2 separate regions of the Mus musculus genome follow, and region 2 is linked to region 1. A link is a loop called in an ENCODE intact Hi-C map of the cell type or tissue named here. Cell type or tissue: heart. All regions are shown on one strand. Each heading gives the region's core, and the rest is flanking DNA. Links, peaks and the distances in the headings are about the cores only.

Region 1 (16,217 bases), core at 4,233-12,232:
GCCATTTCTTGAGTCCTAGAACAGAATTTGTTGTTGTTGTTATTGTTGTTAGGGTTGTTTGTTTGTGGTTGGTTGGTTGGTTGGTTGGTTTCTGAGACAGGGTCTCACTATGTAGCTCTGGCTGATCTGGAACTCACTGTATGTAGATCAGGCTGACAGAGATCCTCTGGCCTCTGCCTCTTGAGTGCTGGGCTTCATGTGTTGCACCCCTTTAAGTCAGTGTGTGGTGGCTCATGCCTGTCACCTCAGTGCTAAGGAGACTGAGGCAGAAGGATCTTGGGGAGATCGGGCTCCCCAACTCCAACACTGTTACTGCTTCCCTACTTCGTATACCTTCTCGATGTGGATCTCCTGGGTGCAGAAGAGGCTGCTCTGGCCTTGAGGCTTCCTTATTATTTCCTTACATGTTTACTTGATGTGTGTGAGGCCAGAGAGCGTGTTAGATCTCCTGGAGCTGGAGTTACAGTTCACAGGGTTTCTCTGTATAGCTCTGGCTGTCCTGGAACTGACTCTGTAGACCAGGCTGGCCTCGAACTCAGAAATCTACCTGCCTCTGCCTCCTGAGTGCTAGGATCAAAGGCGTGCGCTACCACGCCCGGCTGGAGTTACAGTTCTTGACCACCATGTGGATGCTGTGAATCAAATCTGGGGTCTTCATAAGAGCAGTCATTGCTCTTAGCCTGAACCATGTCTCTAACCTCTCTCGGGCCTGCTTGTGGACCTGGGTCAGGGCAGGGGCAGAGCACAGGCCTGTGAGCTCCACTTCAGAATTTCTTTCAACCTACATGAGCCTGTTCAACCTCCAGAGTCTGGCCCACACTCAAAAAGCTGGAATCTTGGCAACTGTCTTGTCAGACTGTAGGGTCCGGAAGGGCCTCTCCCTATAGCTGTGATCACTAGGAAAATAGAAAGAAGCCTAAGGACACACAACTGGCATCAGTCTTTTTTTTCTTTTTTCTTTTCTTTTCTTTTTTTCTTTTTTTGGTTTTTCAAGACAGGGTTTCTCTGTGTAGCCCTGGCTGTCCTGGAACTCACTTTATAGACCAGGCTGGCCTCGAACACAGAAATCCGCCTGTCTCTGCCTCCCAAGTGCTGGGATTAAAGGCATGCGCCACTAAGCCCGGCCTGGCATCAGTCTTGACCAAATACACACACTCCCTGGCTTTGGATTGATTGTGTAATCCTGAGTGTGACCAGCAACCCAGCTCAGGACCCCAGCTGGATGGAGGAAGTTTCTGGGTCCTGCTCTGGCTGAATTTGGTGGAAGATGCAGCCTTCCCATTCTCGAGGGCTGCTCCTCAGAACAGACCTCAGAAGGCTGCCTACTTGGTTTAGGTCTCACAGAGGCCCCTCCGGGATTTTGTTTTATCATGTTGAACCAAAAACCTTCCAATGATAGGCAAGTGCTCTATCACTGAGCAGCTTCCCTCGGTGGGTCGTTTGATTTTAAGATTTAGTGTGTGTCTGTGTGTGTGTGTGTGTGTGTGTGTGTGTGTGTGTGTGTGTGTGTATGCGCTGGTGAGTGGTGCAGCCCTCAGAGGTCAGAGGCATCTGACCTCCCCAGAGCTGAACTCTGTGCTTGCTGGTAGCTGGGAATTGAATTGCTGAGCCTTCCTAGCTCACTTTTGCTTTTTTGAGACAGGGTCTTTCTATGTAACCCTGACTGCCCCAAAACTATGTAGACCTGGCTGGCCTTGAACTTGCGGATCTCCACCTGCCTCTGCTTGCTGGGATTAAAAGCATTAAAGGCATGAGCCCTAAATCAGTTTTTGCTATGTAGCAAGGCTAGTGTTGAACTCATGCTGCTTCTGCCTCCCTAAGGCCGTGTGCCCATCCCCCTGTGGTGCTCTCATTATCTCTTCTTCACATACAAACTGGAAACTGAGTTAGATAATTTGCCCAAGTTCTGCCCAAGACTGGCCAGGTAGGCTACGGCAGGAATCGAAGTCAGTGTTATGATTACTGAGGACACAGGCTCTGCCTCACCTCCTCCAGTCCACTTCCAGGTCATGTGGCTCCACTCTTCCACCTCACCCTCATCAGAGATGGGGGACTGGGTTGGGGGATGGGTTGGGGGTACTGGGCCAAAGTGATGGGGCTGAAGTAGGGACCTGGGGCAGCAGTGAGTCTGCCTTGCCTGCCAGATGTGTCACAGGCTGCATAAAGAGAGAATCACACTCCAAAGCAGGCCCCAGCCAACGTGTTCCCATTATTTCTACAGCTACAAAATGCACAAAGTGTGGTCCAGGTTACCCCACCCCTCTGGAGGCCATGAAAGGTAATTGTAAATCGAAGGGCCGGCATCCCTCTGCAGACCCCAGGGTAGGGTTGGGGTACAGCAGATCTACCTTTAGCCCTCTGATCCTTCCTGAGCTGCCTCTGCCTGGTGGATTACCACAACCTGCTTTCTACTTCCCAGGACCCCGAGAGGAGATTGTCTACTTGCCCTGCATTTACCGGAACACAGGCACCGAAGCCCCGGATTATTTGGCCACTGTGGATGTAGACCCTAAGTCTCCCCAGTATAGCCAGGTGAGGTGAAGCATGGTCACTAGTGCCCCTGAGACTCCCACGACAGCCCCGGTTCCCTACCTCTACCCTTCTTTGTCCTCACAGTAATGCAAGCTATTCATTGCACAGGGTGCTGAACTGAAACCCTGTCTATGCCTAGTCAAAAATGAGTCTGTAGAGGCAGGACCTGGGCAATCAGCACTTCCTGTCCTCCATCCTAGGTCATCCACAGGTTGCCCATGCCCTACCTGAAGGACGAGCTGCACCACTCAGGATGGAACACCTGCAGCAGCTGCTTTGGGGACAGCACGAAGTCACGCAACAAGCTGATACTGCCTGGTCTCATGTCCTCCCGCATCTACGTGGTGGATGTGGGCTCTGAGCCTCGTGCCCCGAAGTTGCACAAGGCATATCCTCCGTCCTTGTGACCCTATTGAACATGCTGGCCCAACAACCCTTAGACTAGCTGTCTCCAGATTTGACACAGGGTCTGACTCAGCAGCAGGAAGGAAGGGCACACTTCAGAGGGCTCCTGAACTGGCACCATCAAGCAAGTTTCAAGCATGGGCTGGGATGCCAGGAGAGGAGGTTTCTTCTTTGAGCAGGGTGTCAGAGCCAGCTAGCTCAGGGCTTCCTCTCAACACGTCATTGGATATCCATCCTCTGCACCAGATGCTCAGAGCTGACTGCTGAGGGTACAGAGCTAACAGTGGCCTCGGAGGGGCCCCAGGAGATGGGAGTGCCTTCAAGAGGGACAAGGGAATGTCAATGCTCTCTGACTGAAGACTTACTGGTGGTTTCTCTGCCTCTCTCTTGCTGGTCTCCAAGTTACCAGACTGAATTTGTGCTGTCTTCACTCAGGGAGAGGAAAAGGAGGCAGGGCCCACAGGGAGAATGACAGCAGGTAGTGGAGACTTCTGGCTCTGTAAAGTTCTGACCCTGTTCCTTACCTTCTCCAGGTCATTGAAGCCAGTGAAATCCAAGCCAAGTGCAACGTGAGCAATACGCACACCAGCCACTGCCTGGCCAGTGGAGAAGTCATGGTCAACACCTTGGGGGATCTCCAGGGTAATGGCAAAGGTACCTGCTGGCACTGTGGACTTGTAAAATCTCAGCAGCTAAGAAGTGTGGAAGGCATCCCACTGTGTGGGGAACAGAACCAAAGCCTGGGGAGCAATAGAGTGAGACACCAGGGGGAACTGGCTGAGTCCTATCCAACATCTAACATGTCAGCGAGTGGCATCAGTTGTTTCAGTTATTACTACAGTGATGAGGATGGGTCTGGTCATGGGGTATAAATTCAGCTATTTTCTAGGTCATAGCAGAAAGATCACAAGTTCAAGGCCTGCCTGGGAAACTTAGCAAGATTTTGTCTCAAAATACAAATAAAAGAAGGCTGGAGTTATAACCCAGTGGTAGAGCACTTGCCTACATTATTGAAGTCCCAGTTTCAACCATCAGTCCATCAGTGTACACACACACACACAGGATAAGCTGTAACTGCATGGTCAAGAGTCTGCCATAAGGATGTGGACTCGCGTGTGAAGTTAGAAGTACCTATGTAACATAACTCTGGCCTTTGTGAATTCATGAACAACCCTCACAGCCCTTGGCTTATGGGTTGTTTTGTTTTGTTGGGTTTTTTGTATGTGTGTGTGTGTGGTTTTTGTTTGGTTGTTTGGGTTTGTTGTTGTTGTTGTGGGGGTTTTTGTTTGTTTCTTTGGTTTGTTTTAGCTTTTAATATAGCTGGGCATGGTGATGCACACATTTAGCCTCAGCATTTGGGAGGCAGAGGCAGAAAGGACTCTGTGAGTTCAAGGACAGTCTGGTCTACATAGTGAGTTCTAGGACAGCTACATGGAGAAACCAGGTCTCAAGAAAGAGGGAGAGAAGAGGGGGGAAGGAGAAAGGGAGGGAGGGAAGAAATTTGAATGCACAAAGGACAGCTGGCTGGAAGGAACCGGAGCTTTGCCTGTAGCTGCTTGAGATTCTTTTGTTTGTTTGTTTTGTTTGTTTTGAGACAGGGTTTTTCTGTATAGCCCTGGCTGTCCTGGAACTCACTTTGTAGACCAGGCTGGCCTCGAACTCAGAAATCTGCCTGCATCTGCCTCCCAAGTACTGGGATTAAAGGTGAGCGCCACCACTGCCTGGCACTGCTTGGGATTCTTACTGGACCAACAAAGCTTAGACTCTGAGAAGAACCCACAGTGGTTGTGATAGGTTGGGCAGGTGATACTTACAGGGTTCAGTCCCAGAGCTCTCTGTTCAGAGGGAGAACATTTTCCCAAGCGCTCTAAGAGAAGGGTGAAGCTGCTAGAAGAGTACAGAGTAAGGGCCTCCCTGACTCCTGCCATCTCTAAAATGGATGTTCCCACACCTGACCTTCAGCCCGGTGGGAAAGAGAGATGGCCCACCACTTCTACATAAGCCCCTTTTCCCTGCTCAGGGAGTTTTGTGCTGCTGGATGGGGAGACCTTCGAGGTGAAAGGGACATGGGAGAAGCCTGGGGGTGCATCTCCAATGGGCTACGACTTCTGGTACCAGCCTCGACACAATGTCATGGTCAGCACTGAATGGGCAGCTCCCAATGTCTTCAAAGATGGCTTCAACCCGGCTCATGTGGAGGCTGGTGAGAATCACCCTAAGGGCAGGCAGGGGCCTTAGTCCACAGCCCCTGCTTTCAGCTCTCTACCCTACAGCAGATCTGCACTTGTCTTGCTTAGGATGCTCAGATCTGCTCAGGAGTCCTCTGTGCCCATTCCAGCTCCCCATCCTAGCTGGCACTCTGCCCCGGCCCATGCCCTCCCACCCTGACCTGAGCCCAGCCTCTGGTCCCTGTCCCCTCCCTGCTCAGGGCTGTATGGGAGCCGCATATTTGTGTGGGACTGGCAGCGCCATGAGATTATCCAGACCCTGCAAATGACAGATGGGCTGATACCCCTGGAGATCCGTTTCCTGCACGACCCAAGTGCCACCCAGGGTTTTGTAGGCTGTGCCCTCAGCTCCAACATCCAGCGCTTCTACAAGAATGAGGTAACTTTGATCCCTGCCTTCCACCCCATCCCCAACACTCAGCTATGAGAGTCTCTCTCACAAGCACCTCCTAATTTCTACCTTGCCTGAGCCTGTCTTCTGTTGCTGTAACTCAGCAACTGAGTGTCATACGCAGAATAAGGAATAGAGGTTTATGTAGCTCATAGGTCTGAGGCTAGGCCCTCCAAGGTTGAGGAATAGCATCTGATAAAAGCTCTCATTGGGAACTCTGCCTCTAGGGACTTTACTGGATGAGAGAATCATCTGCAAATAACAAATTGGCTTTGTTAATTGATTCATTTTCAAGACAACCATAAACATTCTCATGGGTGAATCCATCTTCTGTGAGCTCTGACTTAATTAAGTAAAGGTCCCAACTAGTCACCAGGTGGTGAGTGGTATTTAACCCCAGCACTTGGGAGAGCAGAAGTAGGTGAAGCTTTGTGGGGGCCAACCTGGTCTATGTAACAAGTTCCAGACCACCCAAGCCCACATAGTGAAACCATGCCTCACGAGACAAACAGAAGCTGGAGAGCTGACTCAGCAGTTAGCATCTGCCACTCTTCTGGGGGACCTGGCTTCCATCCCCAGCATTCACATGTGGCTGACAACTACCTGTAACTCCAGTTCCAGGCAATCTGAGTTCTCCTCTGGCCTCTGCAGGCACCAGGAAGGCATGTGGTGCACAGATATATATGTAGGCAAAATACTCCTGTATGTAGGACAAAGTAAAAGCAAATTAAGTTAAAAACAAACAATAACTAAAACAAAGAGGTCCCAGCTACCCAGTTAAAATGTAACCTTAGCACTTGGGAGGTGGAGGCAGGAGATTTGCAAGTCCAAAAAATAAAAAGCCACAATTAAGGTCTCACCTCTTAGCCGGGCATGGTGGCACACGCCTTTAATCCCAGCACTTGGGAAGCAGAGGCAGGAGGATTTCTGAGTTCGAGGCCAGCCAGGTCTATAGAGTGAGTTCCAGGACAGCCAGGGCTACACAGAGAAACCCTGTCTTGAAAAACCAAAAGAAAAAAGAAAAAAAAAATTCTCACCTCTCAATTCCTCACAGTGGTAATTAAATTTCACCATGACTTTTGGTAGGGACACTTGAAACCTAATTGGCCATACTGATAAATTCATTCAAAACCTAAGGCTGGACACCTGGGATCCCAGCCCTTGGAAAGTGGAGGCAGGAGGACCAGGAGTTCAAGACTAGCCTCAGCTACAAAGTGTCTGAGGTCAGCTTGGGCTACATGAGACTGTCTCAAAAAGGAAAAATAAAAATATACTTAGTGAGTGAAAGGAACGGAATTAACTCAAAACACAACAAGACCGAGTTCTCGGCACTAAAGAGATTTATTTGCCCCAGAAGGACAAAGAGCAGGGACAAAAAGACAAAGTCAGAAGATAGAGGGCTTGGTGGAACATTCTTTTAATCTCAGTACTCTACAGGCAGAGGCAAGGAGATCTGTGAGTTCAAGGCCAGCCTGGTTTACTGATCCAGTTCCAGGACTACAAAGAAAAACCCTGATCAAAAAAACAACAAAACAAAACAAAGGAAAAAAAAAAAAAACAAGACAAAAAAAAAAAAAAAAGGAGGAGGCGAGGGACAGAAGAAGGGATGGAGGGAATGGGGTAGGATGAGGGAGAAGAGAGAAAGGAACAAGGGAGAGAGCAGGGATATTTGCCCTGGAGGGACAAAGGACTGCCTCTGGATAGAGAGGAGACAGATGTAGCCCATAGGCAAATGGCAGTTTATAAAGGTAAAAGAGAAACTTCTTGTTAGGATGAGTTGGTTAATTTTAATTGGGCATATTAATTAGGTGACCAAGGGGGCCTTTGATGCCTGGACTTCAATACTTTGATAGCTGGACCTTTGTGGTCAGCCTCAGGAGGGGGAAGTGTCCAAACGACGGAATAGGCCTTGGTGACTAGCTTTAGGAATGTAATTGAATACTTTTTAGCAAGAAGAAGGGTGAAAGGCGAAACCTGTTGGCGCCATGTTTGCCATGCTCTGACCTGCTAGAGCCCTTCAGTGGGCATCTGTGTTAGCCACTCTGACAGGGATTGGTGATGCCACGGTGAGGCAGTCAAGCTCTTTGCCCTGCTGGCTGGGGTCCCCTTCCCTGCAAGCCAGGAGGCCCAGCATTTGTTCCCTCCCTGTCCCCAGTTCTGATAAGTACGTTCTCTCCCTTCCCCAATGTAGGAAGGCACTTGGTCAGTGGAGAAGGTGATCCAAGTGCCCTCCAAGAAAGTGAAGGGCTGGATGTTGCCAGAAATGCCTGGTGAGTGCCCACTGGAGAGGGCAGGTTGATTCCTGGCTTGGGAAGAGAGATAGACTCCTTACAGCCCCTCAATCCTGCTTAGGTTTGATCACCGACATCCTGCTGTCCCTGGATGACCGCTTCCTTTACTTCAGCAACTGGCTGCATGGGGACATTCGGCAGTATGACATCTCTAACCCACAGAAGCCCCGCCTCACTGGGCAGGTAGAGGCACTAGCAAAAGCTGCTTGGGGCTGATAAGGGAGAAGCAGGAGACGCAAAACTGTGGGCAAAGGAACAGGCCCAGGACTGAAGAGCCATGACTGAACACAGGGACTGTGTCTGACAAGAAAGGGATGGTCTCTGGGTATGAAGGAGCATACCTTTAAGGCCAGCCCTAGAGAAATAGGTGGATCTCTGTGAGTTTGAGACCAGCCTGGAATTTCAGGCCAGCTGGAGTTACACAGTGAGATGGTCTCTTAAACAAAACACACACACACACAAAGAGATTCTAATAAGGCAAACAACTCTAATGTAACGTCCACACCCATATGAGTTACTCTTGTTACTGTGATTAAATACTTGACTAAAACAAAGGAAGGAAATGTTTATTCTACCATGGTTTGAGAAGGGGTACAGTCCACCATAGTCAGAAGGTGTGCTGATAAAATGTATTTTACAGAAGGCATGAGTTGATTACTGGTACTCACCTGTCTTCTCCTTTTTGATAGTCTAGAATCCCTGTCCATGGGCTGGTGTCACTCACATTCAGGGTGGATCGTCCCTTCCAGTTAAATCTCTCTAAAATGCCCCACAAACAGCCCAGAGTGTGTGTGTTGGTGGTGATGGTGGTGTATGTGTGTGTGAGTGTGCACGTATGTGTGTATGTATGTGTGTGTATGTGTGTGTGTGTGTATGTACATGTGTGTGTGTGTGTGTGTGTCTCTGGTGTGTGTGTCTGTATGTGTGTGTGTGTGTGTGTATGTGTGTGTCTGTCTGTGTGTGGTGGTGGGGGCTTGCTGACTCTAAAACTCAGTGAGTTTGGATCATTAAGATGATCACTACATCTGTAACCTTTGTCCCCCTTTCCCTCTGAACCCTGTTTCCAGATCTTCCTTGGGGGCAGCATTGTTAGAGGAGGCTCTGTGCAAGTGCTGGAGGACCAAGAGTTAACCTGTCAGCCGGAGCCCCTAGTGGTCAAGGTGAGAACTTCTCCCTGCTCCCTCTAGTCATGCTCGAGAGTATCTTCTTGGATGCTTTGGGATCCAGCTGGTATGCCAAGTGGGCACCAGTTGCTTAGGCCATTTGGGGGTTACTTGGAGTCTGACCTCTTGTTTCCTCAAGGGAAAACGAATTCCTGGAGGCCCTCAGATGATCCAGCTCAGCTTAGATGGCAAGCGTCTTTACGCCACTACATCACTGTACAGCGACTGGGACAAGCAGTTTTACCCTGACCTCATTAGGTGAGAAGCAGTGTGGGGGCTCATTTCTCCAACTGTCCTCTCCCACAAGCATCACTTGGCCTTCCGAAGACTCATCAGGAACTCCAACTGTACCCCACCATACAGATGGCCCACGGACCCTGTCCCATCCCCAGGAACCAACTATACTCACAAAATCTTGGGGTATGGGGTTGGCTACATACAACTTCTAGCTTACCTCTTCTTCTCTTCTAGGGAAGGCTCCGTGATGCTTCAAGTTGATGTAGACACAGTAAATGGAGGGCTGAAGTTGAACCCCAACTTTCTGGTGGACTTTGGGAAGGAGCCCCTTGGGCCAGCACTGGCTCACGAGCTTCGTTACCCAGGGGGTGACTGCAGTTCTGATATCTGGATCTGAAGGCTCACACTAGGGGCCCCCCTCCACATTCTGAGCCTGCCTGGCTTCACTCTGCTCTCAGCCCCAACTCTCCAAGGCCACTCTGAGACCAGCGAGATCTGTAGAGCAGCATCTCTGTACCGTTGCTTGTTGTTTGTACTTTTCTTAAGTGAGCTCCTGGAAGCACCTGGAAATAAAATGCTGAAACTTCTCTCAGATCACTCTGTGATGGAGGGGGAGTGGGTTGGGTCCTCTGCCATGGCCAGTTTCTTGTGTAGAGAAGCCCTGAAGGGGGTTGTGGTGACTAGTGTATGCAAGTGATTCCAACATGAGGCCAATGCTGTCAAACATTTCTGTTCTGTGACCATATATAACCATTTAGGGGGAGGATTGCCACAGGAAACCTGGGTGAGCATGCCAATCAATGTTTTAGACTATTTTGGCATATGTATATGGGGTGTGTGTGTGTATGTGTGTGTGTGTGTGTGTGTGTGTGTGTTGAAGGAAGTGTGTCACTGTATGGGTAAGCTTCGAGGTCTCCCATGCTACGGCTCCACTCAGTGTGAAAGATAGTCTTCTCCTGGCTGCCTTTGAATCAAGATGTAGAACTCTCAACTCCTTCTCTAGCACCGTGTGTGCCTGCATCCAGCCATGTTTATAATGGACTAAACCTCTGAAACTGCATGCCAGTCCCAATTGCATGTTTTCCTTTATAAGAGTTGCCTTGGGTCAGTCAGTGGTGGTACACATCTTTAGTCCCAGCACTTGGGAGGCAGAGACAGGTGGATTTCTAAGTTTGAGGCCAGCCTGGTCTACAGAGTGAGTTCCAGGACAGCCAGGGCTACACAGAGAAACCCTGTTTTCAAAAACCAACAAAAGAAAAAAAAAAAAAGAATTGCCTTGGAGATGTTAATGTCACATGAAGTCCTGCCTTTCACATGCGTTAGATAGCATCCTGTTAAAAGCATCTGGCCATCTTGATCTTTACAGAAATGTTCCTTTTTACGAAACATATTTGCATTTTTACATCCTTTTGACATGATTTTCTTCTACTTAGTGGTTTTCGTTCCTTTTCTTTTTTTTTTTTTTTTTTAAGATTTATTTATTGATTATATGTAAGTACACTGTAGCTGTCTTCAGACACTCCAGAAGAGGGCATCAGTTTTCATTAGGGATGGTTGTGAGCCACCATGTGGTTGCTGGGATTTGAACTCTGGACCTTCGGAAGAGCAATCGGGTGCTCTTACCCACTGAGCCATCTCACCAGCCCTCGTTCCTTTTCTTTATGTTTTGTTTTGTTTTGTTTTGTCTTCAAGAAAGGTTTTTTTCTGTACAGCACTGGCTGTCCTGGAACTCACTCTGTAGACCACGGTAGCCTCAAACTCAGAGATCCACCTGACTCTGCCTCCCAAATGCTGGGATTACAGGTGTATGTCACCACTGCCCCAAGGGTTTTCTTTCCTTCTTAAGGACAAAAGACACAGAAGCATTATTGATTTGCGTCTTGTGGTGAGAACATTTGCCTTGAAATGGGGGGACTGTATTATCTCTGTCCTCCTAATGTTTGACTTGGGAAACCAGTGAGTTTCCTAAGCTCCCTTATGGAACATGGGTGAAGGGTTACCAACAGGTGTGTGGGTGACCCAAAAAGGCACTGTACTGAAAGTCTTCACCCACTATATATAATGGCTTCCCCACTGCTGCATAGGTGAAGCCCCCTCCCCTGCTCAGTCTTCCTATATATTTTAGCTTCTCTCTAAGACCTTGAAACCACATGCAGTTAGGGAAGAATTGCATACAATGGGCTGGATACTCAGGTGAGGGTCCAATGACTCTCCTTAAGCCCCTTGTTCTAAGAAGGAACAAGCCTAGATGTGACCATTTTTATTAACTGTGTGTGTGTGCCTGTGAGTGAAGAGGCCAGTAGAGACCAGAGATGTGAGAATCCACTAGAGCTGGGGATACAGGTGTTGTGAGCTGCCTGATGTGAGTGCTGAGAACTGAACCTGGGTCCTCTGGAAGAGCAGTGATGGTTTTAACCACTGAGCTACCTCTCCAGTCCTCACGTGAGGATCCTTTATAAGCAGATACACCTGGTCTTATGAAGCGTCTCTGTGTCTGTGTATGAATATAATCAAACCATGTCTGGAACTCTCAAATACTAAATCTTTAAAAACATGGTGCTAGAGTTATTGAGGCTTTCTTTTGTTTTGTTTTTTTAAGCAGAGGGGCCTCTCCATCCTCTCCATGTCCTGACAAAGAACAGTCTTCTACTTTGTTATTATTGTCGCTACTGCTGATTTGGTGCCCATAGTCTGGAGAACACAGACCACAACAATCTTAAAGAACCTGGAGATGGATGGCACTGGCCTGTTATTTTCCTTAGCCTTTCTATGTCACTGTAACTGCAAAGTAAAAGCAACAGCAAGCAAACCCAGAGGAAAAGCTGAGGGCAAGCATGGAACAGAGCAGTCTCAGGAAGGGAAGGAATAGTCTATCAGAGAAAAACAGGCTTGGAGATACCGGCAGAAAGAACAGGCATTGAGGTCCAGCAGAGCCCAAATCTTCAGGCTCTGCCCGAGTAGATGAATCGTTCTGCCTCGAGCTGTTGTAGCTGCCCACTTAACAGTAGTTTGGCCAGCACATGGAAATCAAACCTTTGAGTCCTAACTAGGATCTGTGCTTTCCCAAGGCCCTGTACTGCTATCCGTTCACATGAGCTTTCCAGGTCTAGCCATCTCAAAGTGTTAGCTCCCATCAGTAGCTGGCTAGTGCTAGAAGCACTTGGCTGGGAAAACTCATAGTTCCCTCTAGAAACCAGTAAGCATATAATGTAAAACAATATACCAAACTCCATGTGATCACACATGCATTAATCACAGCATCCTGAGACAGACGCAGATGGAACTTTATGGGCTCAAGGCCAGCATCTGAAAGATCCTGACAGAATGTAAAAGGTCACAAAAGCCCTGAAATTAGCAAAATAGATTTCTTTGTTAGCAGAACTAGGTTCACTGATTTAGAAAAATAGAGGTACACAATGCTCTGGCTGCTCCTAGAACCCGTGTATCTGCCAATGTTCTGACCGTTCTTTGAACCCATGTGTGTGCCCACTGATGAAGCCCATTGCCAGGTGTTTGTGATATTGGTTGCTGAGGAAGGAAGTGTCGGAAAAATCTCCCCAGCAACCACAGTGGTGGCCAATCCAGAGTTGCTGCACCTGCACCAGACTCTTTCCTTGTACCCCTCCCATACCCATTTCTTGAGAAATCATTTTAGAATAGACATTGTTTAAATCTGGAAATCCCCTACTCCCTCCTTCTCCTTTCCCCCTGAAGGTCTATAAAAACTGGGACCTTTTTCCCCTTGGGGTCGACTCCTCTTCCCCTGCGTAAGATACGAGTCCTCCCCAGAGCTCTGGCTTTCCCCGAATAAAGCCTCGTGTGGTTTGCATCAAGCTTGGACTCTCGTGAGTTCTTGGGGTGTCCGCTATTATCCCGAGACTTGAGTGAGGCTCTCCCTTCGAGGGTCTTTCACTTCTACCTAGTGAGTTCCAGGCCAGCCAGAATTACACAGTGAGACCTTGTCTCAAAACAAAAACTGGCTGGGTGTTGGTGGCACATGCCTTTAATCCCAGTACTCGGGAGGCAGAGGCAGGCGGATTTCTGAGTTTGAGGCCACCCTGGTCTACAGAGTGAGTTCCAGGACAGCCAGGGCTACACAGAGAAACCCTGTCTCGAACCCCCCCCCCAAAAAAGAAAACAAAAACTGACCAAAAGAGGGGGAGGTATGGTGTGGTTGGAGTAATGAATCAGTAATTAAAATCATTTGCTGCTTTTTCAGTAGACCCAAGTTGAATTCCCAAGCACCCACATAATGGCTCACAACCATATATAATGCCAGGTGATTATATCATGGCCTCTTCTGGCCTCCTCGTGTACTTGCTTATATGTGGCATACTGACATATATGCAGGCAAAACACACATGCACATAAAATACATTTTTAAAAACCACCATGGAAGTCAGGTATTACCTCCTTAGTCTGACACAGGAAATGGACCAACGTTATTACGAGGCTATGAGCCCATGCAGGAATCTCCTCTGGGTCCTCTGTTTCCACGATCCTATTAGGCATTCAGCAAAGTTGAAATCCAAAAGGAGAAGAGGATTGGGGTGTGTGACTGAATCCTAGGGTGTGTGGTGATCTCCTGAGGGCTCACTGGTACCGGAAAGTTTGGTGAGTGTTAGGGGTGCTGTCATCTCGTTTCAGGAAACCACATGGCATGAACAAAATGGCAGTAAACTCACAGAGCCATTGCCATTTTGTTGATGTCACCAGCTAAGACAGCGACACACTGTCAGGTGACCTTTGGAGTATGGTGAGCTCAGTTCCATGAGGAAACATGCCCATCTCCACCTGGGCAGAGTCCCCGGAGGAGCCACACATCTCAAAAAAGTCAATGTGAAAACTCAAACAAACTCCCAAATTAGATTAGCATGGACTTAAAAGAAGAAATTACACCACCACCACCACCCCAGTACAGTACAAAAATAGCAAAGAAAAGAAAGAAAGTCCATGGTTTTGCCCCAAGGAAGGGAAGTCTATGCATCTCACCACAAACTGCAACTGTGTGCAGCAGGCAATTCATCTAGCACTTGCTTTGATCTCCCCTCAGTCCTGGAAGAAAATGGAAGGCATCTCCAACATCCATAGGTGGTGCTGTTGCTCTGGGAACACATAGAGAAAGTACTGGGCAAGACAAAGGGACCTTGATGCTATTTTGTCCCACCTGAGACCAGAGAGCTCGGAGTCTTATAGAAACCAACTTGTTTAAAACAATCCTAATTTAAACCCCTAGTTTTCCATTACTGTGAAAAAAGCATGAGCAATGCACCTTACAGAAGAAAGAGTTTACTGGGGCTTACAGAGGGTGGGTCCCTGATCATCAGGACAGGGTGGCTGCAGACAGGCAGGCATGGTGCTGGAGCAGTGGCTCCAGATGAGTGCTTGGTGCTCGCAGTGTGGAGGACAAGGTTTCTTTTCAATACACTAATCTCCATAGCAAGTGCCTGTTTTGTCCAGAATCTTTGTCATCAGCTTTCAACCAGCCCACATGTCTTTCCTCACCAAGTTGTATGTGAACATTTTCCACATCTTTCTGCCATACTCTCCTCACCTTATGCACACATATGGCTTAAGAACACTACATAGTAGCCATGCTACAGAACGAATAGGATGCTGTTCTGAAATTTCCTTTATCAAGCATTTCAGTCCATTACTTTTGAATCCAGCCTCAGATTTTTGGGACATGGGCTGAACAGAGCCAGATCTTAGGCCAGAGAATAATATGAATGGCCTTCTAACCTACTTCCCACACTCTTTGTTCCCCTCCAAAATATCATGAGCACAGTCTTGACTGCCTGCATTTCTACTGGCATTCCAGCCTTCTGAACCGCCACTGCGTGCGCGCGTGCACACGAGTGCACACACACACACACACACACACACACACACACACACACACACACACGATTGATCCCTGCTTACAGCATTCCAGGGCTTCCCTAGCTCACAGCTCTAAATCCTTGTACATTCCACAAAACAGTTCTAAATACCCCATCCAGGCCTGCATAGCATGCGGTCAGGAAACACAGTAGAGACCCCACTCCCAGCACAGGTTTCTGTTAGTTACGTTTCCTGTTGCTATAGTGAAATAGCCGACAAGCAGCAGCTTGTTTTCCCCTGTGGATAAGTGCTCGCAGCCCTTACTGGTGGAGAAGGCTCAGGAGCAGGAGAGTGGCCGCTCCTATCTCAGCAGATTTGGAGACAGAAAGGGCAAAGGCATTGCTCAGATGGCTTCACTTGCCCTTTTATTCTGCCCACTAGATGAGACCATGCAGTAGACATCCCTCAGTTACTCTCTCTGGAAGCCCCTACACAGACACACCCAAAGTGGGCATAGCCGACGGGCCAGGGGCGGCTAATCCAGTTATGCCTAGGACAATCAAAGCAACTCATCAGACTGCGTGTGTCCCAGTCAACAGGACAAACCTTGGAGCACCTGTCATGGCAGAAAGGAAGGAAACTGCTTAAGACATCTGGGGTTATATTTCAAGTATTTATGAAATATGTGAGAAAAGACATGCATCTAAATAAAATGCACAGAAAATTGAAAATTTACAACTCGGCCATAGAAAATCAAGCCAGGGTTCATAGCACACACCTGCTATTCCCAGCACTTGGGAAGCTGATGCAGGAGGACTGTGAGCTGCAGGTGGCCTGGGCTGCACACTGCTGCGGCATAATAATAATAATAAAAATAATAATACACACACCTCAAAATGTGCTATCACTACACTCTTATTAGGATGGCTTAACTAAAAAATATAAAAATAAAACTAGAGGTATAGGTAATGGCTAAGGAAAACTCCATTTTGTGCTAGGCACACATTCTAAATTCCTAACAGATAAATTCCCTGACTCCCTGCCCCTTCTCAGAATTGTGTGTCTGTTGTAAAATGATTAACTGTTTGCTCTGGCTTCTGTAAACTCACTTATCTCTGTGCAGGGGACAGAGAGTAAGACAGTTCCT
Region 2 (16,217 bases), core at 4,584-12,583, 240 kb after region 1:
ACTCAGAAATCCACCTGCCTCTGCCTCCCGAGTGCTGGGATTAAAGGCGTGCATCACCACACCCGGCTGGAGTTACAGTTCTTAACCACCATGTGGATGCTGTGAATCAAATCTGGGGTCTTCATAAGAGCAGTCATTGCTCTTTTTTTTTTTTTTTAAGATTTATTTATTCGGTTTATGTATATGAGTACACTGTAGCTGTCTTCAGACACACCAGAAGAGGGCATCAGGTCCCATTACAGATGGTTGTGAGCCACCATGTGGTTGCTGGGAATTGAACTCAGGACCTCTGGAAAAGCAGTCAGTGCTCTTAACCGCTGAGCCATCTCTCCAGCCCCAGTCATTGCTCTTAACCTGACCCATGTCTCTAACCTCTCTCCGGCCTGCTTGTGGACCTGGGTCAGGGCAGGGGGCAGAGCACAGGCCTGTGAGCTCCACTTCAGAATTTCTTTCAACCTACATGAGCCTGTTCAACCTCCCCAGTCTGGCCCACACTCAAAAAGCTGGAATCTTGGCAACTGTCTTGTCAGACTGTAGGGTCCGGAAGGGCCTCTCCCTACAGCTGTGGTCACTAGGAAAATAGAAAGAAGCCTAAGGACACACAGCTGGCATCAGTCTTGACCAAACACACACACTCCCTGGCTTTGGATTGATTGTGTAATCCTGAGTGTGACCAGCAACCCAGCTCAGGACCCCAGCTGGATGGAGGAAGTTTCTGGGTTCTGCTCTGGCTGAATTTGGTGGAAGATGCAGCCTTCCCATTCTCGAGGGCTGCTCCTCAGAACAGACCTCAGAAGGCTGCCTACTTGGTTTAGGTCTCACAGAGGCCCCTCCGGGATTTTGTTTTATCATGTTGAACCAAAAGCCTTTCAATGCTAGGCAAGTGCTCTATCACTGAGCAGCTTCCCTTGGTGGGTCGTTTGATTTTAAGATTTAGTGTGTGTGTGTGTGTGTGTGTGTGTGTGTGTATGCGCTGGTGAATGGTGCAGCCCTCAGAGGTCAGAGGCATCTGACCTCCCCAGAGCTGAACTCTGTGCTTGCTGGTAGCTGGGGATTGAACTGCTGAGCCTCCCCAGCTCAGTTTTGCTTTTTTGAGACAGGGTCTTTCTATGTAACCCTGACTGCCCCAAAACTATGTAGACCTGGCTGGCCTTGAACTTGCGGATCTCCACCTGCCTCTGCTTGCTGGGATTAAAAGCATTAAAGGCATGAGCCCTGAATCAGTTTTTGCTATGTAGCAAGGCTAGTGTTGAACTCATGCTGCTTCTGCCTCCCTATGGCCGCGTGCCCATCCCCCTGTGGTGCTCTCATTATCTCTCCTTCACATACGAACTGTAAATTGAGTTACATAATTTGCCAAGTTCCTATGACTGGCCAGGTAGGCTACGACAGGAATTGAAGTCAATGTTATGATCACTGAGGATACAGGCTCTGCCTCACCTCCTCCAGTCCACTTCCAAGTCATGTGACTCCACTCTTCCACCTCACCCTCATCAGAGATGGGGGACTGGGTTGGGGGATGGGTTGGGGGTACTGGGCCAAAGTGATGGGGCTGAATTAGGGACCTGGGGCAGAAGTGAGTCTGCCTTGCCTGCCAGATGTGTCACAGGCTGCATAAAGAGAGAATCACACTCCAAAGCAGGCCCCAGCCAACGTGTTCCCATTATTTCTACAGCTACAAAATGCACAAAGTGTGGTCCAGGTTACTCCACCCCTCTGGAGGCCATGAAAGGTAATTGCGAATCAAAGGGCCTGTGTCCCTCTGCAGACCCCAGGGTAGGGTTGGGGGACTGCAGATCTACCTTTAGCCCTCTGATCCTTCCTGAGCTGCCTCTGCCTGGTGGATTACCACAACCTGCTTTCTACTTCCCAGGACCCCGAGAGGAGATTGTCTACTTGCCCTGCATTTACCGGAACACAGGCACTGAAGCCCCGGATTATTTGGCCACTGTGGATGTAGACCCTAAGTCTCCCCAGTATAGCCAGGTGAGGTGAAGCATGGTCACTAGTGCCCCTGAGACTCCCACCACAGCCCCGGTTCCCTACCTCCACCCTTCTTTGTCCTCACAGTAATGGAAGCTATTCATTGAACAGGGTGCTGAACTGAAACCCTGTCTATGCCTAGTCAAAAATGAGTCTGTAGAGGCAGGACCTGGGCAATCAGCACTTCCTGTCCTCCATCCTAGGTCATCCACAGGTTGCCCATGCCCTACCTGAAGGACGAGCTGCACCACTCAGGATGGAACACCTGCAGCAGCTGCTTTGGGGACAGCACGAAGTCACGCAACAAGCTGATACTGCCTGGTCTCATCTCCTCCCGCATCTACGTGGTGGATGTGGGCTCTGAGCCTCGTGCCCCGAAGTTGCACAAGGCATGTCCTCTGTCTTTGTGACCCTATTGAACCTGCTGGCCCAACAACCCTTAGACTAGCTGTCTCCAGATTTGACACAGGGTCTGGCTCAGCAGCAGGGAGGAAGGGCACACTTCAGAGGGCTCCTGAACTGGCACCATCAAGCAAGTTTCAAGCATGGGCTGGGATGCCAGGAGAGGAGGTTTCTTCTTTGAGCAGGGTGTCAGAGCCAGCTAGCTCAGGGCTTCCTCTCAACACGTCATTGGATATCCATCCTCTGCACCAGATGCTCAGAGCTGACTGCTGAGGGTACAGAGCTAACAGTGGCCTCAGAGGGGCCCCAGGAGATGGGAGTGCCCTCAAGAGGGACGAGGGAATGTCAATGCTCTCTGACTGAAGACTTACTGGTGGTTTCTCTGCCTCTCTCTTGCTGGTCTCCGAGTTACCAGACTGAATCTGTGCTGTCTTTCCTTAGGGAGAAGAAAAGGAGGCAGGGCCCACAGACAAAGCCAGGAGAATGACAGCAGGTAGTAGAGACTCCTGGCTCTGTAAAGTTCTGACCCTGTTCCTTACCTTCTCCAGGTCATTGAAGCCAGTGAAATCCAAGCCAAGTGCAACGTGAGCAGTTTGCACACCAGCCACTGCCTGGCCAGTGGAGAAGTCATGGTCAGCACCTTGGGGGATCTCCAGGGTAATGGCAAAGGTACCTGCTGGCACTGTGGACTTGTAAAATCTCAGCAGCTAAGAAGTGTGGAAGGCATCCCACTGTGTGGGGAACAGAACCAAAGCCTGGGGAGCAATAGAGTGAGACACCAGGGGGAACTGGCTGAGTCCTATCCAGCATCTAACATGTCATCGAGTGACATCAGTTGTTTCAGTTATTACTACAGTGATGAGGATGGGTCTGGTCATGGGGTATAAGTTCAGCTATTTTTTAGGTCATAGCAGAAAGATCACAAGTTCAAGGCCTGCCTGGGAAACTTAGCAAGACTTTGTCTCAAAATACAAATAAAAGAAGGCTGGAGTTATAACCCAGTGGTAGAGCACTTGCATACATTCTTAAAGTCCCAGTTTCAACCATCAGTACACACACACACACACACACACACACACACACACACACACACAGGATTAGCTGTAACTGCATAGTCAAGAGTCTGCCATAAGGATGTGAACTCGCGTGTGAAGTTAGAAGTACCTATGTAACGTAACTCTGGCCTTTGTGAATTCATGAACAACCCTCACAGCCCTTGGCTTATGGGTTGTTTTGTTTTGTTAGTTTTGTGTGTGTGTGTGTAGTTTTTGTTTGGTTGTTTGGGTTTTTGTTGTTGTTGTTGTTGTTGTGGGGGGGGTTGTTTGTTTTTTTGGTTTGTTTTAGTTTTTAATATAACTGGGCACAGTGATGCACACATTTAGTCTCAGCATTTGGGAGGCAGAGGCAGGAAGAACTCTGTGAGTTTAAGGCCAGTCTGGTCTACATAGTGAGTTCTAGGACAGCTACATGGAGAAACCAGGTCTCAAGAAAGAGGGAGAGGGCTGGAGAGATGGCTCAGCGGTTAAGAGCATTGACTGGCTCTTCCAAAGGTCCCGAGTTCAAATCCCAGCAACCACATGGTGGCTCACAACCATCCATAATGAGATCTGATGCCCTCTTCTGGGTTGTCTGAAGACAGCTACAGTGTACTTACATATAATAAATAAATAAATAAATCTAAAAAAAAAAAAAAAAAAAGAGGGAGAGAAGGTGGGGAGAAAGGGAGGGAGGGAAGAAAATTGAATGCACAAAGGATAGCTGGCTGGAAGGAACCAGAGCTTTGCCTATAGCTGCTTGAGATTATTTTTTTGTTTGTTTGTTTTGTTTGTTTGTGAGCAGGGTTTTTCTGTATAGCCCTGGCTGTCCTGGAACTCACTTTGTAGACCAGGCTGGCCTCGAACTCAGAAATCTGCCTGCCTCTACCTCCCGAGTGCTGGGATTAAAGGTGAGCGCCACCACTGCCTGGCACTGCTTGGGATTCTTACTGGACCAACAAAGCTTAGACTCTGAGAAGAACCCATAGTGGTTGTGATAGTGGTTGTTTCCCATCCACTGTCAGGTGCAGGAACATCCATTTTAGAGATGGCAGGGGTCAGGTAGGCCCTTACTCTGTACTCTTCTAGCAGCTTCACCCTTCTCTTAGAGCGCTTGGGAAAATGTTCTCCCTCTGAACAGAGAGGGAATGGTGGGAAAGAGCGATGGTCCACCACTTCTACATAAGCCCCTTTTCCCTGCTCAGGGAGTTTTGTGCTGCTGGATGGGGAGACCTTCGAGGTGAAAGGGACATGGGAGAAGCCTGGGGATGCAGCTCCAATGGGCTACGACTTCTGGTACCAGCCTCGACACAATGTCATGGTCAGCACTGAATGGGCAGCTCCCAATGTCTTCAAAGATGGCTTCAACCCGGCTCATGTGGAGGCTGGTGAGAATCACCCTAAGGGCAGGCGAGGGTTCACAGCCCCTGCTTTCAGCTCTCTACCCTACAGCAGATCTGCACTTGTCTTGCTTAGGATGCTCAGATCTGCTCAGGAGTCCTCTGTGCCCATTCCAGCTCCCCATCCTAGCTGGCACCCTGCCCCGGCCCATGCCCTCCCACCCTGACCTGAGCCCAGCCTCTGGTCCCTGTCCCCTCCCTGCTCAGGGCTGTACGGGAGCCGCATATTTGTGTGGGACTGGCAGCGCCATGAGATTATCCAGACCCTGCAAATGACAGATGGGCTGATACCCCTGGAGATCCGCTTCCTGCACGACCCAAGTGCCACCCAGGGTTTTGTAGGCTGTGCCCTCAGCTCCAACATCCAGCGCTTCTACAAGAATGCGGTAACTTTGACCCCTGCCTTCCACCCCACCCCCAACACTCAGCTATGAGAGTCTCTCTCACAAGCACCTCCTCCCAGACTTCAGTGCCCATGGTTGTTGGCCCCACCAGCCAAGGCTTCCCCAGGAAGCAACGCTGCCTGCTCTCTGTGCCGGGCTAATTTCTACCTTGCCTGAGCCTGTCTTCTGTTGCTGTAACTCAGCAACTGAGTGTCATACGCAGAATAAGGAATAGAGGTTTATGTAGCTCATAGGTCTGAGGCTAGGCCCTCCAAGGTTGAGGAATAGCATCTGGTAAAAGCTCTCATTGGGAACTCTGCCTCTAGGAACTTTACTGGATGAGAGAATCACCTGCAAATAACAAATTGGCTTTGTTAATTGATTCATTTTCAAGACAACCATAAACATTCTCATGGGTGAATCCATCTTCTGTGAGCTCTGACTTAATTAAGTAAAGGTCCCAACTAGTCACCAGGTGGTGAGTGGTATTTAACCCCAGCACTTGGGAGAGCAGAAGTAGGTGAAGCTTTGTGGGGGCCAACCTGGTCTATGTAACAAGTTCCAGACCACCCAAGCCCACATAGTGAAACCATGCCTCACGAGACAAACAGAAGCTGGAGAGCTGGCTCAGCAGTTAGCATCTGCCACTCTTCTGGGGGACCTGGCTTCCATCCCCAGCATTCACATGTGGCTGACAACTACCTGTAACTCCAGTTCCAGGCAATCTGAGTTCTCCTCTGGCCTCTGCAGGCACCAGGAAGGCATGTGGTGCACAGGTATATATGTAGGCAAAATACTCCTGTATATAGAACAAAGTAAAAGCAAATTAAGTTAAAAAACAAACAATAGAGTTCCAGGACAGCCAGGGCTACACAGAGAAACCCTGTCTCAAAAAACCTAAAAAAAACACAAAACAAAAAACAAAACAAAACAAAACAAAACAAAACAACAACAACAACAAAAAAAACCCAATAACTAAAACAAAGAGGTCCCAGCTACCCAGTTAAAATGTAACCTTAGCACTTGGGAGGTGGAGGCAGGAGAATTGCAAGTCCAAAAAATAAAAAGCCACAATTAAGGTCTCACCTCTCAATTCCTCACAGTGGTAATTAAATTTTCACCATGACTTTTGGTAGGGACACTTGAAACCTAATTGGCCATATTGATAAATTCATTCAAAACCTAAGGCTGGACACCTGGGATCCCAGCCCTTGGAAAGTGGAGGCAGGAGGACCAGGAGTTCAAGACCAGCCTCAGCTACAAAGTGTCTGAGGTCAGCTTGGGCTACATGAGAATGTCTCAAAAAGGAAATATTAAAAATTTACTTAGTGAGTGAAAGGAACGGAATTAACTCAAAACACAACAAGACCGAGTTCTCGGCACTAAAGAGATTTATTTGCCCCAGAAGGACAAAGAGCAGGGACAAAAAGACAAAGTCAGAAGATAGAGGGCTTGGTGGAACATTCTTTTAATCTCAGTACTACACAGGCAGAGGCAGGGAGATCTCTGAGTTCAAGGCCAGCCTGGTCTACTGATCCAGTTCCAGGACTACAAAGAAAACCCTGATCAAAAAAAAAAAAAAAACAACAAAACAAAACAAAGAAAAAAAAAAACAAGACAAAAAAAAAAAGGAGGAGGCGAGGGACAGAAGAAGGGATGGAGGGAATGGGGTAGGATGAGGGAGAAGAGGGAAAGGAACAAGGGAGAGAGCAGGGATATTTGCCCTGGAGGGACAAAGGACTGCCTCTGGATAGAGAGGAGACAGATGTAGCCCATAGGCAAATGGCAGTTTATAAAGGTAAAAGAGAAACTTCTTGTTAGGACGAGTTGGTTAATTTTAATTGGGCATGTTAATTAGGTGACCAAGGGGGCCTTTGATGTCTGGACTTCAATACTTTGATAGCTGGACCTTTGTGGTCAGCCTCAGGAGGGGGAAGTGTCCAAACGACGGAATAGGCCTTGTGACTAGCTTTAGGAATGTAATTGAATACTTTTTAGCAAGAAGAAGGGTGAAAGGCGAAACCTGTTGGTGCCATGTTTGCCATGCTCTGACCTGCTAGAGCCCTTCAGTGGGCATCTGTGTTAGCCACTCTGACAGGGATTGGTGATGCCACGGTGAGGCAGTCAAGCTCTTTGCCCTGCTGGCTGAGGTCCCCTTCCCTGCAAGCCAGGAGGCCCAGCATTTGTTCCCTCCCTGTCCCCAGTTCTGATAAGTATGTTCTCTCCCTTCCCCAATGTAGGAAGGCACTTGGTCAGTGGAGAAGGTGATCCAAGTGCCCTCCAAGAAAGTGAAGGGCTGGATGTTGCCAGAAATGCCTGGTGAGTGCCCACTGGAGAGGGCAGGTTGATTCCTGGCCTGGGAAGAGAGATAGACTCCTTACAGCCCCTCAATCCTGCTTAGGTTTGATCACCGACATCCTGCTGTCCCTGGATGACCGCTTCCTTTACTTCAGCAACTGGCTGCATGGGGACATTCGGCAGTATGACATCTCTAACCCACAGAAGCCCCGCCTCGCTGGGCAGGTAGAGGCACTAGCAAAAGCTGCTTGGGGCTGATAAGGGAGAAGCAGGAAACGCAAAACTGTGGGCAAAGGAACAGGCCCAGGACTGAAGAGCCATGGCTGAACACAGGGTCTGTGTCTGACAAGAAAGGGATGGTCTCTGGAGAAATAGGTGGATCTCTGTGAGTTCGAGACCAGCCTGGAATTTCAGGCCAGCTAGAGTTATACAGTGAGATGGTCTCTTAAACAAAACACACACACATATACACACACACACACACACACACACACACACACACACGAAGAGATTCTAATAAGGCCAACAACTCTTCTGTAATGTCCTCACCATATGAGTTACTCTTGTTACTGTGATTAAATACTTGACCAAAACAAAGGAAGGAGGGCTGGTGAGATGGCTCAGCGGGTAAGAGCACCCGACTGCTCTTCCGAAGGTCAGGAGTTCAAATCCCAGCAACCACATGGTGGCTCACAACCATCCGTAACGAGATCTGATGCCCTCTTCTGGAGTGTCTGAAGACAGCTACAGTGTACTTACATATAATAAATAAATAAATCTTTAAAAAAAAAAAAAAAACAAAGGAAGGAAAGGTTTATTCTACCATGGTTTGAGAAGGGGTACAGTCCACCATAGTCAGAAGGTGTGCTGATAAAATGTAAGGCAGCTGTCATGTTGCATTTACAGGAGGCAGAGTTGAATGCTGGTACTCACCTGTCTTCTCCTTTTTGACAGTCTAGAATCCCTGTCCACAGGCTGGTACCACTCACATTCAGGGTGGATCGTCCCTTCTAGTTAAACCTCTCTAAAATACCTCACAAACAGCCCAGTGTGTGTGTGGTGGTGGTGATGGTGGTGTGTGTGTGTGTGTGTGTGTGTGTGTACATGTGTGTGTGTGTGTATGTGTGTGTATGTGTGTGTGTCTCTGTGTGTGTCTGTACCTGTGTGTGTGTGCATTTATGTGTATGTGTGTGTGTGTGTTTGTCTGTGTGTGGTGGTGGGGGCTTGCTGACTCTAAAACTCAGTGAGGTTGGATCATGAAGATGATCACTACATCTGTAACCGTTGTCCCCCTTTCCCTCTGAACCCTGCTTCCAGATCTTCCTTGGGGGCAGCATTGTTAGAGGAGGCTCTGTGCAAGTGCTGGAGGACCAAGAGTTAACCTGTCAGCCGGAGCCCCTAGTGGTCAAGGTGAGAACTTCTCCCTGCTCCCTCAGAGTCATGCTCGAGAGTATCTCCTTGGATGCTTTGGGATCCAGCTGGTATGCCAAGTGGGCACCAGTTGCTTAGGCCATTTGGGGGTTACTTGGAGTCTGACCTCTTGTTTCCTCAAGGGAAAACGAATTCCTGGAGGCCCTCAGATGATCCAGCTCAGCTTAGATGGCAAGCGTCTTTACGCCACTACATCACTATACAGCGCCTGGGACAAGCAGTTTTACCCTGACCTCATTAGGTGAGAAGCAGTGTAGGGCTCATTTCTCCAACTGTCCTCTCCCACAAGCATCACTTGGCCTTCCGAAGACTCATCAGGAACTCCATCTGTACCCCACCATACAGATGGCCCACGGACCCTGTCCCATCCCCAGGAACCAACTATACTCACAAAATCTTGGGGTGTGGGGTTGGCTACATACAACTTCTAGCTTACCTCCTCTTCTCTTCTAGGGAAGGCTCCATGATGCTTCAAATTGATGTAGACACAGTAAATGGAGGGCTGAAGTTGAACCCCAACTTTCTGGTGGACTTTGGGAAGGAGCCCCTTGGGCCAGCACTGGCTCACGAGCTTCGTTACCCAGGGGGTGACTGCAGTTCTGACATCTGGATCTGAAGGCTCGCACTAGGGGCCCCCCTCCACATTCTGAGCCTGCCTGGCTTCACTCTGCTCTCAGCCCCAACTCTCCAAGGCCACTCTGAGACCAGCGAGATCTGTAGAGCAGCATCTCTGTACCGTTGCTTGTTGTTTGTGCTTTTCTTAAGTGAGCTCCTGGAAGCACCAAGAAATAAAATGCTGAAACTTCTCTCAGATCACTCTGTGACGGAGGGGGAGTGGGTTGGGTCCTCTGCCATGGCCAGTTTCTTGTGTAGAGAAGCCCTGAAGGGGGTTGTGGTGACTAGTGTATGCCAGTGATTCCAACATAAGGCCAATGCTGTCAAACATTTCTGTTCTGTGACCACATATAACCATTTAGGGGGAGGATTGCCACAGGAAACCTGGGTGAGCAAGCCAATCAATGTTTTAGACTATTTTGGCATATGTATATGGGGTGTGTGTGTGTGTGGTGTGTATGTTTGTGTGTGCTGAAGGAAGTGTGTCACTGTATGGGTAAGCTTCGAGGTCTCCCATGCTCAGGCTCCACTCAGTGTGAAAGATAGTCTTCTCCTGGCTGCCTTTGAATCAAGATGTAGAACTCTCAACTCCTTCTCTAGCACCGTGTCTGCCTGCATCCAGCCATGTTTATAATGGACTAGACCTCTGAAACTGCATGCCAGTCCCAATTGCATGTTTTCCTTTATAAGAGTTGCCTTGGGCCAGTCAGTGGTGGTGCATGTCTTTAGTCCCAACACTTGGGAGGCAGAGACAGGTGGATTTCTAAGTTTGAGGCCAGCCTGGTCTACAGAGTGAGTTCCAGGACAGCCAGGGCTACAATGAGAAACCCTGTTTTCAAAAACAAAAACAAAAACAAACAAAAAAGAGTTGCCTTGGAGATGTTAATGTCACATGAAGTCCTGTCTTTCACATGCCTTACATAGCATCCTGTTAAAGCATCTGGCCATCTTGATCTTTATGGAAATGTTCCTCTTTATGAAACATATTTGCATTTTTACATCCTTTTGACATGATTTTCTTCTACTTAGTGGTTTTCGTTCCTTTTCTTTATGTTTTGTTTTGTTTTGTCTTCAAGAAAGGTTTTTTTCTGTACAGCACTAGCTGTCCTGGAACTCACTCTGTAGACCACGGTAGCCTCAAACTCAGAAATCCACCTGACTCTGCCACCTAAGTGCTGGGATTACAGGTGTATGTCACCACTGCCCCAAGGGTTTTCTTTCCTTCTTAAGGACAAAAGACACAGAAGCGTCCTGTGGTGAGAACTTTTGCCTTGAAATGGGGGGACTGTATTATCTCTGACCTCCTAATGTTTGACTTGGGAAACCAGTGAGTTTCCTAAGCTCCCTTATGGAACATGGGTGAAGGGTTACCGACAGGTGTGTGGGTGACCCAAGAGGCGCTGTACTGAAAGTCTTCACCCACTATATATAATGGCTTCCCCACTGCTGCATAGGTGAAGCCCCCTCCCCCTGCCCAGTCTTCCCAGTCTATATATTTTAGCTTCTCTCTAAGACCTTGAAACCACATGCAGTTAGGGAAGAATTGCATACAATGGGCTGGATACTCAGGTGAGGGTCCAATGACTCTCCTTAAGCCCCTTGTTCTAAGAAGGAACAAGCCTAGATGTGACCATTTTTATTAACTGCGTGTGTGTGCCTGTGAGTGAAGAGGCCAGTAGAGACCAGAGATGTGAGATCCCACTAGAGCTGGGGATACAGGTGTTGTGAGCTGCCTGATGTGAGTGCTGAGAACTGAACCTGGGTCCTCTGGAAGAGCAGTGATGGTTTTAACCACTGAGCTACCTCTCCAGTCCTCACGTGAGGATCCTTTATAAGCAGATACACCTGGTCTTATGAAGCGTCTGTGTGTCTGTGTATGAATATAATCAAACCATGTCTGGAACTCTCAAATACTAAATCTTTAAAAACATGGTGCTAGAGTTATTGAGGTTTTGTTTTGTTTTGTTTTGTTTTTTTAAGCAGAGGGGCCTCTCCATCCTCTCCATGTCCCGACAAAGAACAGTCTTCTACTTTGTTATTATTGTCGCTACTGCTGATTTGGTGCCCATAGTCTGGAGAACACAGACCACAACAATCTTAAAGAACCTGGAGATGGATGGCACTGGCCTGTTATTTTCCTTAGCCTTTCTATGTCACTGTAACTGCAAAGTAAAAGCAACAGCAAGCAAACCCAGAGGAAAAGCTGAGGGCAAGCATGGAACAGAGCAGTCTCAGGAAGGGAAGGAATAGTCTATCAGAGAAAAACAGGCTTGGAGATACCTGGCGGAAAGAACAGGCATTGAGGTCCAGCAGAGCCCAAATCTCCAGCCTCTGCCCGAGTAGACGGATCGTTCTGCCTCGAGCTGTTGTAGCTGCCCACTTAACAGTAGCTTGGCCAGCACTTGGAAGGCAGAGGCAGGCAGATTTCTGAATTCGAGGCCAGCCTGGTCTACAGAGTAAGTTCCAGGACAGCCAGGACTACACAGAGAAACCCTGTCTTGAAAAAACAAAAAACGAGAGAGAGAGAGAGAGAGAGAGAGAGTTTCAGCGGTTAAGAGCACTAACTGCTCTTCCAGAAGTCCTGAGTTCAATTCCCAGAAACCACGTGGTGGCTCACAATCATCTGTAGCGGATGATGCCCTCTCCTGGTGTGTCTGAAGAGAGCAATAGTGTGTTTATATACATAAAATAAATGAATATTTTTTAAAAGACCGAGAAAGATCAGAACATATGCCATTCATGGTGGCATATGACTGTAATCCTGCCACTTGGGTGATACAGAAAGGAAGATCAGGAGAAGGCATAGAGTTCTAGGTTAACTTGGGCTATGCAAGACTCTTGTCTCCAAATAAGAGAATAACATTTTTGAATAATAAAAGGATAACCAGAGCATATATGCATCCCAACATCTAGATGCAACAGAAAGTACACAACACCACCTAAAATATCCTTGCTAGAAAAATTAAGATAAGCTTGCTGACACCTCTAGATATCAATGGGCTCAGGAGAAAGACAGGGATAGGAGCACGAGCCTCAGAAAACTATGCAGTCTCTATTTTGCAGTTCCTGGCTTTGGTAACACTGACTTCAAAGAATGGAGTTAGTAGTGTTCTTTCACTTTGTATTTTTGTTTGTTATTTGAGACAGGGTCTCTTCATGAAGCCCTGTTTGTCCTAGAACTCACTCTGTATGCCAGGCTGGACCTCAAACTCACAGAGTTCTGCTTGCTTTTGCCTCCTGCATGCTGGAACTAAAGGCATCCTCCGTCTCACACACACACACACACACACACACCCCACTGACTTCACCTTCTAACCTTCTATGTGTAGCCTTGGCTGTCCTGGAACTCACTATGCAGACTAGGCTGGCCTTGAACTCGGAGATCTGCCTGCCTCTGACTTGGGAGTGCTGGGTAAAAGAGGCATGCCCCACCACTGCCCTTAAAGGAAAGGCTTTTATAAATAGCTTCCATCTCAATGTTTGTAGGATGGGTTAATTTTATTACAGGGCTTAATCTTAGTAGATAATATGAGTTGAGAACACCTTTTATTTCTTCTGAGTTATGCAGCTTTTCAGAGTTTAATCTTTAACAGTAATTTCTAATGATGTTCTGAATTTCACTGGAGTCCATTGTAGTGACGCCCTTTGACCTCTGATTTTATTGTGTCTCTTCTTTCTTCTTGTTAGATTAGCTAAAAGTTGCTTATCTTACTAACTTAAAAAAAAACTCTTTGATTTTGTATAATGTCTTTTTGAAAAGATTTGCTTATTTTATGTATGTGTGCTCTATCTGCATGTACACCTGCTGGCCAGAAGAGGGCATCAGATTCCATTATAGATGGTTGTGAGCCACCATCTAGTTGTTAGGAATAGAACTCAGGACTCTGGAAGAGCAGCTATCTCTCCAGCCCCTTGTATGCTGTCTTCTTTTTGTTGTTGTTGGGTTTTTTTTGTTGTTTGTTTTTTTGTTTTTTCGAGACAGGGTTTCTCTGAATAGCCCTGGTTGTCCTGGAACTCTGTAGACCAGGTTGGCCTCGAACCCAGAAATCTGCCTGCCTCTGCCTCCCGAGTGCTGGGATTAATGGTGTGCTCCACCATGCCCAGCGTATACTGTCTTCTTAATCTCAAATTTATTACTTTCTTCCCTAATCTGTATTATTTCTTGCTGTCTACTATGTTCAGGGTTCTCTGCTTGTTTTCTGAAGGTGCATCATTAGATTTAAAAAAAAAAAAAAACAAAAAAAAAAACTGGGTTTCTCTGTGTAGCCCTGGCTATCCTTCAACTTTCTTCATAGAGCAGGCTAGCCTCAAACTCAGAAATCTGCCTGCCTTTGCTGCCCTTAATGCTATGCCCAGCGATATCGCTCAGATTTTTTAATATGAGGACTTATTATTATAAACTTTCCTCTCAGGACTGCATCCCAGAGATTCTGATAAGATATGCCTCCATTTTCATTTGTCTCTATGAGTAGCATTGATTCGCACTAACAGTCTACGGTTGGAGAAAGAAATTAGGAAGAATATCCCATTCAAAATAACTCCACCCCAAAATTAAGTATTTAGGAATATATTTAACTAAAGAGTGAAAGACCTCTACAGTGAAAACTTCAAGATACCAAAAAAGGAAATCACAGGTTTAATTAAATAATGGGAAAATATTTCATATTCCTGAATAGACAGAATTAATATTATGAAAATATCTATATTGCAAAATTAATATACAGAATGAATGTAATATCTATCAAAATTCCCATGTCATATTTCATGAATTAGAAAAAATACAAGAAATCATATGGAAACACAGGAGATCACAAATAGAAAGTAGTTCCGAGCCGGGCGTGGTATCGCACTCCTTTAATCCCAGCACTCAGGAGGCAGAGGCAGGTGGATTTCTGAGTTCCAGGCCAGCCTTGGTCTACAAAGTGAGTTCCAGGACAGCCAGGGCTACACAGAGAAACCCTGTCTCGAAAAACAAAACAAAAAAGAAAGCAGTCCCAGGGAGTACAACACTGCTGGAGGTATTATTATACCCGACCTCAAATTATACCATAGAGCTACAGTGATAAAGACAGCCTTGTTCTGGCAGGAAATAGGCAGTAGACCAATGGAACAGAAGAGAGAACCTACAAATAAAACGACAAGACTTTTTTCATTTAATATTTGACAAAGAAGACAAACAGAACTACCACATGACGCAGCAATTTCACTCCTGGGCACATACCCAGAGAACTCTGTACCCTGCCATAGAGATGTTTGCATGCTCATGTTTATTGCTGTAGTACTGTGGGGAGTTGGAATCAACTCACCTGTCAACAGTGAGTGGATAATGAGAATGTGGTGTGGAAACTACTCGGCTTTAAAGAAAAAGGGAAGTTATGAAACTGCAGGAAAATGGACTCCAACTGTAGAATATTAGGTGAGGTCACAATCTCAGAAAGAAAGAAAAAATCTACATGTTCTCTCTCATATCCAGAGTCTAGCTGATGACAAATGTACAAATGTAAAGTAATATACATTCAGTATAAAGTGGAAAAAAGGGAAGAAAAAAGGCCAAATAGTCACAAGTTATAAGAAGGTACAAAGATAATTGATTTTCTAGTTCTAATTCTAATTTGGTTTGGGTGGTGGATGAGTGAATAAAATATATACGATACTGAAAGGGCAGTAGTGGCACATGGCTTTAATCCCAGCATTTGGGAAGCAGAGGCAGGTGGATTTCTGAGTTCGAGGCCAGCCTACAGAGTGAGTTCCAGGACAGCCAGGGCTACGCAGAGAAACCCTGTCTCAAGAATCAAAAAAAAAAAAAAAAAAAAAATCAATCAAACAAAATTAATGTGAATCTTCACAGCTTGTGTTGAATAATTTTGGTTCACAGTCGTTTTGCTAATTTGCAAGTTTTTTAAATAATAAAGTTCATAAGATTAGAAAATACAATAAAATAAAAACACCATGAAGATGTGTGAGTTCCAGTTCCCTGAAAAAGCCACAGTCATCTTAAGGAGTGCATGGCCTTGGCAGACTAGAATTCTAGTCAGTTCTGGAGCATGGGGACTCATGACCTATAAACCCAACACCCAGAAGACGAAGGCAGGAGGATTGCAATGCGTTCAGGATCAACATGGGTATATGGTGATTATGAAGTCAAACCTGACTGGAGTGAAACCTTGTATTTGAAAAGAAAGAAAGAGACAAACAAAAATCACAGTTGTAAAAATTGTGTCACCAAAATTCTCTTGAGCTTAGGCCCTTAGGCCAATTGCCTTAACTTTCTATCTGATCTCTGGACTAATAAACTTCTCAAAATGTATCCACTAAGCTTAGTAAAATGTCTAGCCTCCACCTACCCCAAAACTAAGAATGCTGGAAGGCACAGAGAAAAACCAAAGAAATACATTCTATATATGACTAGAAAGCCTTCCTAGCACAGCCTCATCTCCCTGCTCCCCCAAATTCCACAATTCTTGGTTTCCCCAGTACCAACAGATGCTAGTAGTTGTGTTTAAAATGGGCCTGGAGTCTCAAGAAAACAATCACATGTTCTAGTGTCTCACAAAAATGACCATGTGTTCTAGGGTCTGAAGAAAACAACCACATGTTCTAGCTTGTTTATTGCTGCAGTGATAGAACACTCTGACCTAAGGCACCGGGAGAGGAAAAACATTTATTTCATC

What was found. A loop is a pair of places that touch in the nucleus more often than their neighbours do. Peaks named below come from ENCODE experiments on the same cell type or tissue, not always from the same donor. Only the 100,000 strongest peaks of a DNase experiment are listed, where the experiment ranks them.
Region 2: a loop joins it to region 1, with 34 times the contacts of the local background. A loop is called at or near these places in 13 of 42 quality-filtered maps.

Annotation. Positions count from the first base shown.
Region 1 is chr3:94,694,573-94,710,789 of GRCm38, forward strand. It overlaps Selenbp2 (selenium binding protein 2), which reads left to right. Exons shown (of 12, transcript NM_019414.2): 2 at 2,222-2,278; 3 at 2,420-2,532; 4 at 2,733-2,918; 5 at 3,471-3,591; 6 at 4,958-5,140; 7 at 5,366-5,544; 8 at 7,748-7,826; 9 at 7,909-8,030; 10 at 8,915-9,007; 11 at 9,150-9,268; 12 at 9,482-9,834. The coding sequence ends at 9,644. Among named protein-coding and RNA genes, the nearest start is that of Selenbp2, 9.1 kb to the left of the region's middle. In heart, for the core only: a CTCF peak has its summit at 9,013; no DNase peak of the experiment used is centred there; H3K27ac peaks cover 726 bases.
Region 2 is chr3:94,935,022-94,951,238 of GRCm38, forward strand. Selenbp1 (selenium binding protein 1) reads left to right here. Exons shown (of 12, transcript NM_009150.3): 2 at 1,676-1,732; 3 at 1,874-1,986; 4 at 2,187-2,372; 5 at 2,934-3,054; 6 at 4,625-4,807; 7 at 5,027-5,205; 8 at 7,443-7,521; 9 at 7,604-7,725; 10 at 8,818-8,910; 11 at 9,054-9,172; 12 at 9,385-9,737. The coding sequence ends at 9,547. It also overlaps a transcript of Rfx5 not described here. Among named protein-coding and RNA genes, the nearest start is that of Selenbp1, 10 kb to the left of the region's middle. In heart, for the core only: a CTCF peak has its summit at 8,924; no DNase peak of the experiment used is centred there.